Regions from separate parts of the Homo sapiens genome. Here region 1 is linked to region 2. Evidence: read pairs that join two places in POLR2A ChIA-PET (ENCODE). Cell type or tissue: PC-3. All regions are shown on one strand. Links, peaks and the distances in the headings refer to the core of each region. The heading gives the core; the rest is flanking DNA. Region 1 overlaps SLC20A1 (solute carrier family 20 member 1). Region 2 has its middle 19 kb from the start of IL36G.

Region 1 (5,378 bases), core at 80-5,079, 310 kb before region 2:
CTAGTAAAGTGATTCACTAATCACTGTTTTCCATAGCCAGAATCTGGCAGAATATAGCAGTTTAACACTTTGAAAACTTGAAATATCTTTAGCCTGGTATAATATGAGAGTAAACAGTTCATTGATATTTATGGACTCCTAAGTTTGGTACTGTTTTATTCAGCAGACAGGTACGATAAGCATCTACCTTCCCACTCCCTACAACTGTAGTGTATGATACTGGGATGCTTAAATTAGAGGCTCACCAGTAGTCATGGACCAGATTTTTTTGTTTTTTTTAGAGTTTTCATTAGAACTGTATATCTTGCTACTTAGCAGAGAGTCAGAAGCATTAGTAGGATCTCCTGTTGTGAATTCCTGCTTGGTAAAGGTTTATGCTGGCCCTGTGTTGATTATTGAGTAGCAGATCATTTTGTTTTTGGAGAGGGTTTGTGTGTTTCACCTCCACAAAACACTTATTCCCCGGAAGGGGAATGGTGGTGCTCTGAGGTGCAAAGAGGGATTCTCAGGTGCCCAGAACCTCTCATTTGAGGAATGCATACCCCCACGGTGTTATTGAGGGCTGAAGTTAGATACGGTAACTGATTTCTTAATTGTATATTTCCTATATGGGTATGGGAATGGGCATGATCAAATGATGAAGAATGATTGGCATAGTGTTTAAAACAATATTGACTTTGAGGATCTTCCCCCACTCTGTGCACGTGCACACACACACTCTTGCAGGCCAATCCCTCAGTAACAGGAGTTTTCAGTTGAGTATGAATATTTCTGCTTCCTTTTAGGAGTTAAATTTCAAGAAAATATCCTTAGACTGGTAAGCTTTTGGTATCTTAACTGCTAAAATCTGAATATTTGACCATTAAGATATATTCCAACTCTTAAATGTCTATCTTGAAAATTAAGATTAACATGACCTTTTTTTTTAATTTCAAAAAATTGCTTTTAAACATTTTCTATTCTCTGAATGTTTGTTCCAAGCATGTTGGGGATAGGTGGGAACAGACAGAATGGAGGTGAGGTACTTCTATTTAGGACTGGCATCGCACAGAAGGAATATGCTTCAGTGCTCCTGTTGAGTATTTTTAAATTCTAGTCAAAGAAAATAGGGCTTTTGGCATTCTCATTAGTTAGAAATATATTTAGGATGTCTTCCCTTTTCTTTAGACAAAACCAGAATATCCAATATGTAAAAGTGAACTATTCTGGTGAAGATGGGGGGTTTTGTGAAGACCTTTCCTGTCCCACATGACTAGACGATGAGGCATTCACATTATTTCCAGGTGAAGTTTTACTTGTGTGTTAGGTGGATCTCTACAATGATGAGACCTTTCTTGTTTTACCTTCTTCCTAGACTCTCTGGAACTTTTGATTTTTTTTTAACCATGAACCTGTATTTCACAATAAACTATTGGTATAGTAGTGTCATTCATACCCTACCCCATCCCCAACAACTTTGCGTAGAGAATACCTCAGATTTGTTTACCTCAGGGAATACTTAATTGGGCTATGCTATACAGGATAATAAATACACAGGCTGCTACTTCAGACTAGTCAATTACAATTTGATTTATGGATAATCATATTACGAAATATCTTTGAAAATCTATTGAGAAGTCCCCACATAATGTCTTTAAAACCCAGGAAATTTTTGGGGGTGGGAGTCTTGGGTTGGGTTTTTTGGAGCCTTTTTTTTTTTTTTTTGAGACGGAGTCTCACTCTGTTGCCCAGGCTGGAATGCAGTGGCACGATCTGGGCTTACTGCAACCTCCGCCTCTCGGGCTCAAGCAATTCTCCTGCCTCAGCCTCCTGAGTAGCTGGGATTACAGGCGCCACCACACCCGGCTAGTATTTTTGTATTTTTGGTAGAGACGGGGTTTCACCACGTTGGTCAAGCTGGTCTTGAACTCCTGACCTCAGGTGCTCTGTCCGTCTTGGCCTCCCAAAGTGCTGGGATTACAGGCTTGAGCCACTGCACCTGGCTTTTTTTTTTTCTTAAGCGAAGTCTCGCCTGTCACCCAGGCTGGAGTACGGTGACTTAATTGTAGCTCACTGCAGCCTTGACCTCCCAGGCTCAAGTGATCCTCCTGCCTCAGCCTCCAGAGTAGCTGGGACTATGGGTGTGTGCCACCACATCTGGCTAACTTTTTATATTTTATAGAGGTGGAGTCTTGCTCTGTTGCTTAAGTTGGTCTTGAACTTCTGGGCTCAAGCCATCCCCTGCCTCATCCTCCCAAAGTGCTAGGATTACAGACAGACATGAGCCACCACCACACCTGACCTGCATTTTCTTAAGACTAGTCTTTAGAATAAAAATACACACCTTAGTTTCCTAATCTTGTTGACTGCCCTCAGAGTTTGACCACCGTTGAGTTAGTTATTCAAGGATGCTTAACAGTTCTTGATTTCTGTATGCTATTGTTTTTGTTTTGGCTATTTCACTATCTGTTAACATTCTCTATTAAACTATAGATAAGAGTTAAATTTTAGAGTGGTTTTCAATGAGTGCTCATCTCTGCTAATTTGAAATGGTACCTTTACTTTACACATGGGTCTGAGCTTTCCCTTGTTTCACTGGTCTTAAGCTACTAACTTTCCAGTGTATTGATTATTGTTGGAAGCTGTAGGGTTTTACTTTCTGTTTTTCCTCCCCAAGATTTTCCACTGGAATTGTGATCAAGATAACATTAAACCTTTTAGGCTAAGGTCTTTATAAAGTTTTTAGCCTTCCCATATATGTATTCAGATCTTTGCTCCCAATTTTTTTTTTTTTCTGAGATGGAGTCTTACTCTGTTGCCCAGGCTGGAGTGAGGTGGCCCAGTCTCCACTGACTGCAACCTCTGTCTCCCAGGTTCAAGTGATTCTCCTGAGTCAGCCTCCAGAGTAGCTGGGACTACAGATGCTTGCCACCACATCCGGGCTAATTTTTTTGGTATTTTTAGTAGAGACAGGGTTTCACCGTATTACCCAGGATGGTCTCGATCTCCTGACCTCATGATTGTCCTGCCTCGGCCTCCCAAAGTGCTGGGATTACAGGTGTGAGCCACCGCGCCCAGCCTCCTCCCATTCTTTCGGTGTTTGACTTGGGTGTTCTCCTATAGAATTAATACATACTAGGTATGGTAGAATTCTTATTTTTAGTCACTGGCCTTACTGTTCCTTAAACATTTCAAGTTTTTGCCTTAGGGCCTTTGCATTTGCTGATATCTCTGTCTGGAACATTCAGCGCCCAAATAATCAGGTGGTTTGCCCCTTCTGTACCCATAGTTAATGTACACAGCTTGCTAGCTTACTACATTTATGTCATGCTTATTCCTTGACCCTCCCCACCCAAATGGTGCCCCCCCTTCCATCACTCTCCTCTTACCCTTCTTTATTTCTCTTCACAGCATTTGTCAGTACTTTACATTATTCCATACTAGAAGGTGAGTGTCAGTTCTATTAGAACAGGAACTTGGTCTTATTCCCTCCTATATTTCGGTGCCCAGAATAGCACTTGGCACACAGTCTTTTGAGTGAGTGGATGACCTTGTGCACAATCAGTTATTATCATTGAACTTCGGTAAAGCATTAATTGTGGCATCTTTGTCAGATGTTTAGATAAGATGGTTGGCGTACGCATAGTCTGCATGTTGTATTTTTAGTCTTTGAAGATATGAAGTCAGGTAAGCAACATCCTAACATAGTCTATTTCTTGACATCTCTTACAAACGTAGAGTATAGCCTATCCTCAGGTGTGTGCTGAAGTTTATATTAGGGCTTTTGGGTACCTTAGAATGTGGGTATTGCAATCTTTATTCAGGATGTTATCAGTCACTGGTACAGTTAGTCTTGTTATTAAAAGAAAAAAGAAAAAAAAACAGGTAGAAGTTGGAATTAGCCTTCGTAGGAAGAATTCCAGATGCAAATGCAGGAAAAACTCTGTTGTCCTTGGAAACTACTCTGGAGAGAGTTATTGGCACTATAATTCCCAAACCTACCCTGTTAAAAGATTCTGTGGAAATGGGTTAACCTTTATACCTTTTAAGATATTGATCTTAATGATGTTTTACAGGCAGATCCAGTTCCTAATGGTTTGCGAGCTTTGCCAGTTTTCTATGCCTGCACAGTTGGAATAAACCTCTTTTCCATCATGTATACTGGAGCACCGTGTAAGTACCTATCAAAATATTTAAATGTGAATTTAAAGTTGTTTACAAAACTTGCATTAAATGCCCAATTTACCCCTTTTTGCTTTACAGGGCTGAAATCTCCTAGAAGGTGGCTGGCCTGCGCCCATTTCAGAAGGCTGCAGGCTAGTGTACGCTGAGTTAACCTAGATAGTTTTTCAACCAAAGAGACCTGCTCAGATTCTAAATCACTACAGACCTTTCCTCTTTAGTCTTCACAGGATCCACTGATAATATGATCATCTCCTTCCCTTTCTCCTGTCTATGCTAAAAATGCTGGAATTAATACTGACCTCAACTACTGAAGTCATTAGTTATATCTGATCTTCAGTAATCAGTCATTTAGGACTGGTTTGCTGGATATTCTCATTTTTCTCTCCCAAATGGAGATACTATTGTTTCTAAGTACTAAACTTCCATGAATCTGCTTGAATGAGAAGAGTTGGGATGTTTACCACCTGCTCTAAGTGCACTTGGAAGAAGAAATTCATGCAGCTAAGAGGAAAAATAATTTGTGAGAATATAAAGGTTGAAATGTTGATGACTTTCATGTTTGGGACTAAGGCAAGGCATGGATTAAATTATGGCGCTACAAGTTTAATTTAGCAACAACAAAAGATTGGTAACTTGTAACTGGCAGGACAGTACAGTTTTGGTATCTAGACTCATTTGGCCTGATGGTCTGTGACTACATAGGCAGTGACTTTTATTCTTTATACTGTGACCCACTGGATGAAATACAGGACACACATGTATGTATGTAGAGAGAAAGATAACTGGAATAGTGTCATGAAGCCACTTAATGCTTACTATGTGCTATGCACCCATATTTTCAAATTCTCTCTTTTTTTTTTTCTTAACATTTGTTGTGGCCCACTGAAATGATTTCAGTTTTGAGTAATGGGTTGTGACTTGCTCTTAAACCTCACTGAAGTAGTAAGTTGCTGACCCAAAGTAGAGTTAGCTAAATATTTTTATTATTTATTTATTTTTTTGAGACAGTTTTGCTCTTGTTGCCCAGGCTGGAGTGCAATGGCATGATCTTGGCTCACCACAACCTCTACCTCCCGGGTTCAAGCAATTCTCCTGCTTCAGCCTCCCAAGTAACTGGGATTACAGGCGTGCACCACCAAGCCCGGCTGATTTTGTATTTTTAGTAGAGACGGGGTTTCTCCATGTTGGTCAGGCTGGTCTCCAACTCCTGACCT
Region 2 (5,378 bases), core at 115-5,114:
GATTGCAGGGCCCCATTCCCAGAGTTTCTAATTCATACATAGCTCTGGAGGACCTGATAATTTACATTTCAAACAAGCTTCCAGTGATGCTGATGTGCTAGACTGGTGGACGGCACTTTGAGAATGACTGGTTTGGAGTTTCAGAGTTCACAAGGCACTTGTACCTTCATTTTCTCTGTTAACCCTGAAGTCAAGCCTGCAAGGAGCCACAATGAGCCCTGACTTACGGGAGCAAGAGATAGAGGCTTAGGTGAAGTCACTTACCCAAGCTTTTCAGTCCTTCAGCCAAGAACCGTCTCACACTGACTGGGCGTGACAGCATCCTGGTGCAAGGAACTCAGCTTAAGGTGCTAACACTGCAGGTGGCTGTGGATGAACTCGGCCCTGTTACCTGTCACCAGATAATCCAGAAATCTGCTTTCTCCCAGAAACTCAAGCTAGGAAATTCTCCAGATTATCCTATTGGTGAATGTGGCTAAATCCTGGCCACCTTCCCAAGGAGTCTGTACTGCCGCTCCTGGTAGGTTCCACCCAAACCCTCCTGGGCCCCTTGAATCCTCTTCTCTGTCCCAGCCCATACCAGAGGCTCATTCATCCTTCATGCAGTTAATAGGGTGCGTTGGAGCCTCACTCTGTGCACCCTGGTCCAGGAATATCTGCCCTGTTTGCATATCTGGAGCCTTCAATGCAGCCAACACTGGCTCACTCTGAGAGGTGAGAGAATCACTGCTGTGCCCCGGCCCAAGTGGAGGAGGGTGGGGAAGGGAGGGCAGGACCCAGGGAGATTTCATGCAGCGGTGAACATTTAAATTTAATGATCCTCCTCAGTTTTGAAGTCCATTGGCCAGGAGTCTGTGTATTGTTTTTGTAAGTGTGTGTGCTATGTTGTAGGAGGAAGGAATATGACTTTCCTCAGACTTACACTCTTGCTGCTGCTATCTGTCTTTGAAAATGGGGACAAAATTGATTATTTTCTTTATCCTTGTTTGCATCAATCACCCAGGCCATCGTCATCTCTTGCACTGTAATTTTGATATGGCTTTTTGCATCTTCTGCTCCAATTCCATCCACTCCTCTCCACCTCCAGGGGCTCTTTCAGGGTGTCTCTGGAATGCTTGGTTCATCCTCAGCATGTTTCTGCACCTCTTTAACCCTTCCCTTCACCCTCCTGCTCTTACTGAAACCTGGCTCTGCCTGAGAATACTGCTTTATCTCAGTCCTTTCCAGGGGTGGCTGTCTTTTTTCCTCCCTTAACCCTTATGTCACAGGGCCCAGGGATGGAGTAAGGTCCTCCTCGATGCTTCCAGATCATTCTTCCTCCTCCAATTCACTGCTGTAGCTCCAACTCCCGCCGCCCTCTAGTGTGTCCTCTTAATGGCAGTCATTCACCATCTTCCTGTCCCTCCCCTTCATTTCTTGGATGGTGACTGTCACTTTGCTGCAACAGAACCCTGTCCCAATCCTTGATGGTTCAATACACACATAGACATTCTTTTTAACAGGGCGGCCTCTCAGGTCTTTAATTTTCTTCCCTCCAATAACCTTGTGATGATCCCCCAGCTTAGCCACTTACTGCCAGATCATTACCAGTAACTCCAGCCCCTCCTTAATTCTAGTTTCTAATATCCTAATCTGTGACCTCACATTCCAACTTCTTCATTCTTATCCCCTGAGTCAAAAAATCCTTTGATCCATGCAATCCATTAAGTCATCTACCTTTTCACCATTCTTCGCCCCACTAGGGTTCTCATTCCTTTATTACCCAGATGAAATTCCAAGGCCTGTTGGAATCACTCCCTTGCAGCCACTGTCAATACTTCTGCCCCTTTTACTTCATCACCCTTATGTGGCAAAACCACAGCCCTGGTTGAGTCCAGCCTTACCCCTGCTCTGTGCCAGCACCCGCACACGCATGGCTGATGGAGGTTGGAAAAATCCACACATGCACAGGGCCCTGTATGTCAATATACGTTTCCAACCTCCAGCCTTGCATATGCCTCAGTGCTGCCTGGCAACACATTATATGTTTTCCTTAGTTCCTTCAGTCTCCTGGGTTCCTAGGTGAGTATCTCACACATTCTTCTCTCTCTGCAAACCTCCAACACCTCCACGTCACTTTCAACTGATGACTTTGTTTCCTATTTCACTTGAAACACAGAGGCAAACATAAACAAATCCCACCCACTGCCACCACTCTGCCCATCTGCCAGCATGGCACCCCCCAATCTAGGCCTTTCCTGCTGTCACTTGGGGTGGGCTGACTATACTCCATCCAAGTCCTTTTTACTTATGCACTCGTATCGTACCCTCTCACCTGCTCAGGACGTGCCTCTAGCAAGTCCTCTCATGCTCCGGCAACATCATGGTTCCTCTTCAGCAGACCAGTTATACTGGCACAAAGCATGCAGCTGTTCCTCCCATCTCCACCACCCTCTCCATCTCTTTCTCACGTTGCTCTATCCTTAATTATAGCAAAACCCATAGGAAGTGTTATAGAGACCCCCCTTTCTGTAATTTCTCCTGTTCTATTTTAAACTTGCCCCCAAAGTACACTTACCAAAGTGGCTGTAGTCTCCGCCACTGCACCTAAACTTCCCTTGCTGAGGTCATCACCAGCCTGCACGTGGCCAAACCCACTGCTGTCTCTGCTCTCCTCTTATTTGACTTTTGAGTCATGTGAGCACATAAATGATCCAAACGGCAACACTCCTAAGAAATGGTTGTACCTGGACAAGAGGCATAAATTGGGGCCGTCTTAGGAAAGCAGATATACAGCCATCCTACCTTTAGGCACTCACTGTTGGATGCAATTGGTCACTCTTCCTTGGGACCTTTCCGCCATTGGCTCCACTATACGCACTCTCCTGGTTTCCTCCCCTCTAGCCGCTGTCTTTGGTCTCCTTTCTGATTTTGCTGCGTCCTCTGTCCCCTGAATGATTGCTTCTCCACTACGGGGTGATTTTGCTCCCCAGGGGACATTTGGCAATATCTGGAGAGGTCTATGGTTGTGTTTGAGGGTGTTGCTACTGCCATCTAGTGGGGAGAGGCTAGAGATGCTGTTAATGCCCAGGACAGTCCCCATAACACAGAATTATTCAGCTCAAAATATCCATGGTGCCAAGATCAAGAAACCCTGCTCAAATATTAGCATGTGCTGAAGGCCCTTCTCTTTCCTTTAGCAATATCTGCCTCCTTAGGGATCTTTTCTAGTCTCAGTGGTTTAACATTTAAAATCCCAAATTAGGCAATAAATTGGGCCCCAAACTTCGTTAGTATAAAATGTAGAACTGTGTTATTAGAAGGCTAATAAAATGACCTGGTGAGCATCTGCAGCTAGCCTCTGAGCAATTCTGGGGACCACGTGCAAGATAAATCCATCTGTTCCCTCTCTGTAATGTGGCGCTACCTTGTGGCCGATTTTTCCTCGGGTTAAATATCTCTGGGGATGCAACTTGTCGTGGTTAATGGCTGTGTGAGGCCAGCGCGTGGTGATAAAGGAATCAATCAAGACAATATTGAATTTAGAAAGGCAGATTTATTTAGAGAAAAGGAGAGATACGTTGCAAGGGAGCAATGGGCAATACAGCAGAGGGAAGGCTGTCTGCAAAGAGGCAAGGGCTACGTATGACGTAGGGCTGCTTAGGCTGAATGCTTGCAGACAAGATGCTTGCGTGCAGGTGGGCTGTGAGCTGAGTGCTTGGGTGCTAGTGAGCCATTGGCAGCTGACCCTATTTCTTGGAACATTCGCTCCCTGCAAGCATTTTAATGTTAAACCGCCAGGTCAGTTTGAATTTTCTTTTTTCTTTTTTTTTTTTTTTTTTTGCCTTTAGTAGGACCTGCCGTTGTGAGACTATCTGAGGTAAATTAGACACCCTCCTGGTTTAAGTCACCGCTCCAGTGACTAGGCAGGGAGCTCTTCCTTGAAGAGGGTGTGGGCAGTGGGTACTTTGCATGTTGTCCACACCAGGCGAGCTGCTGCTTCAGGGCCTTTGCATTTGCTCTTTTCTTTGCCCAAAATGCACTTCTCTCACTGTTCACATGATTTTTCTCCCTCTTTTCCTTTTAGTCTTTGCTTAAATATCACCTTCTAGGGAGGCCTTCCCACACCACCTCTTCAAGATTTGAGGGTATGCACCCCCACCCCTAGCCTTCTTATCCCTCTCCACTGCTTTCTTCTCAAAGCACTTGTTACGTTCAAATAAAATAGATTAGTTACTTTATAGTTCTAATTTTACTATTTTTTGTTTACTTCATCAATACCCATGTAATCTCTGGAAGGAACGTTTCTTTTTGTAGTGTATTTCTAGCACCTAGAACAGTACTTGGCACATGGCAGGTGTTCAAAAGTATTTGTTGATTATTTTCTCAAAGGGCATGGAGTCTTAGAAGTTTGAGAACACAGTTCTAAGCACAGCTGTTTAGAGACTATGGATGATGCTAATGGCTGTATTCCCAGTAGGTGGGGCAATTCTCAAATTGACCTGGAATCCTTGAGATCTGGGGACAGTCACCAAGCACTGGGCTCTGTGGGGAGAGATGTGCTGGTTTTTAGAGAGGAGAATAGCATCCTGGGGGACTTGGCCCCAGGGCTTTCCTGTCCCAATCTCTTCCCAACTGAGTCCCAGAGGCAGGAGGCCTTGTCTGTAGCTGGTCAGTCCTGTAACTGTTTCCCTCCCATCTACACAGATGCAAAGAAGGCTGAGAAAAGCAAGCTGTCAGGTGAGCAGGGGCCCTGACTCCTCCCCAGAAGGCACTCAGAACTTCCATAGGGCAACTGGAAAGAAGGTTCTACTTCCTCACCGGCAGCTGTTGCTGGGGAAAAAACCAGCCTCAGGCCCTACCCTGTGCTGAGAACCTGAATCCAGTATCAGGTTCTCCAACAAACTTGGATCCAGCTGACCCTCACAAGGGGTCAGATGCAACCTTGTAGCATATGGAAAATGGCAGCAAGGTCCTTGTGTGGACTATGCCTAGAATCTAAATTAAGACAAGGCCTCAGAGGGGCTAAGTGACATCTGTCTCCAAAGTTTCACAGCTAGTGTGTGACTAAATCTTGATTCCACCCTCTCAGGTTTTACCATAATCCCAAAAAAGGTTGAAACAAGAAAAGTTATCTTTGGGCAATTACCTCTTTCTGTTCCTTGCTTTACCTACTAATGTTCTAGGCTCACCCTCTGGTCTGCAATCTCACTGAACTGACAGATCCCTCATGGCCTAAAGGGTTTTCACACTGGGTTGACTAGGCTCTCCCATTGCCTGTCCTACTGTCTAAGGCACCTCCTGGGTAGGGTGCCCAGCGTCATTCTGATGCTGCCTGACTTTCCTTCCAGCTACTTTTGAAACTTGGTATCCATGGCAGAGGCTTAAAGGGCATGTTC

Evidence for each region. ChIA-PET counts read pairs that join two places held together with the same protein. Peaks named below come from ENCODE experiments on the same cell type or tissue, not always from the same donor. Only the 100,000 strongest peaks of a DNase experiment are listed, where the experiment ranks them.
Region 1: POLR2A ChIA-PET joins it to region 2 with 30 read pairs; 2 of 35 experiments call an interaction of 5 or more read pairs at or near these places.

The regions. Positions count from the first base shown.
Region 1 is chr2:112,648,647-112,654,024 of GRCh38, forward strand. It overlaps SLC20A1 (solute carrier family 20 member 1), which reads left to right. Exons shown (of 11, transcript NM_005415.5): 5 at 4,056-4,152. Among named protein-coding and RNA genes, the nearest start is that of SLC20A1, 5.4 kb to the left of the region's middle. In PC-3, for the core only: no CTCF peak of the experiment used is centred there; no DNase peak of the experiment used is centred there; H3K4me3 peaks cover 2,055 bases.
Region 2 is chr2:112,955,978-112,961,355 of GRCh38, forward strand. No RefSeq gene overlaps it. Among named protein-coding and RNA genes, the nearest start is that of IL36G, 19 kb to the right of the region's middle. RefSeq lists a silencer at 3,078-3,127. In PC-3, for the core only: CTCF peaks have their summits at 3,064 (motif pointing left), 3,272 and 4,455 (motif pointing right); a DNase peak (open chromatin) is centred at 3,034; H3K4me3 peaks cover 317 bases; H3K27ac peaks cover 751 bases.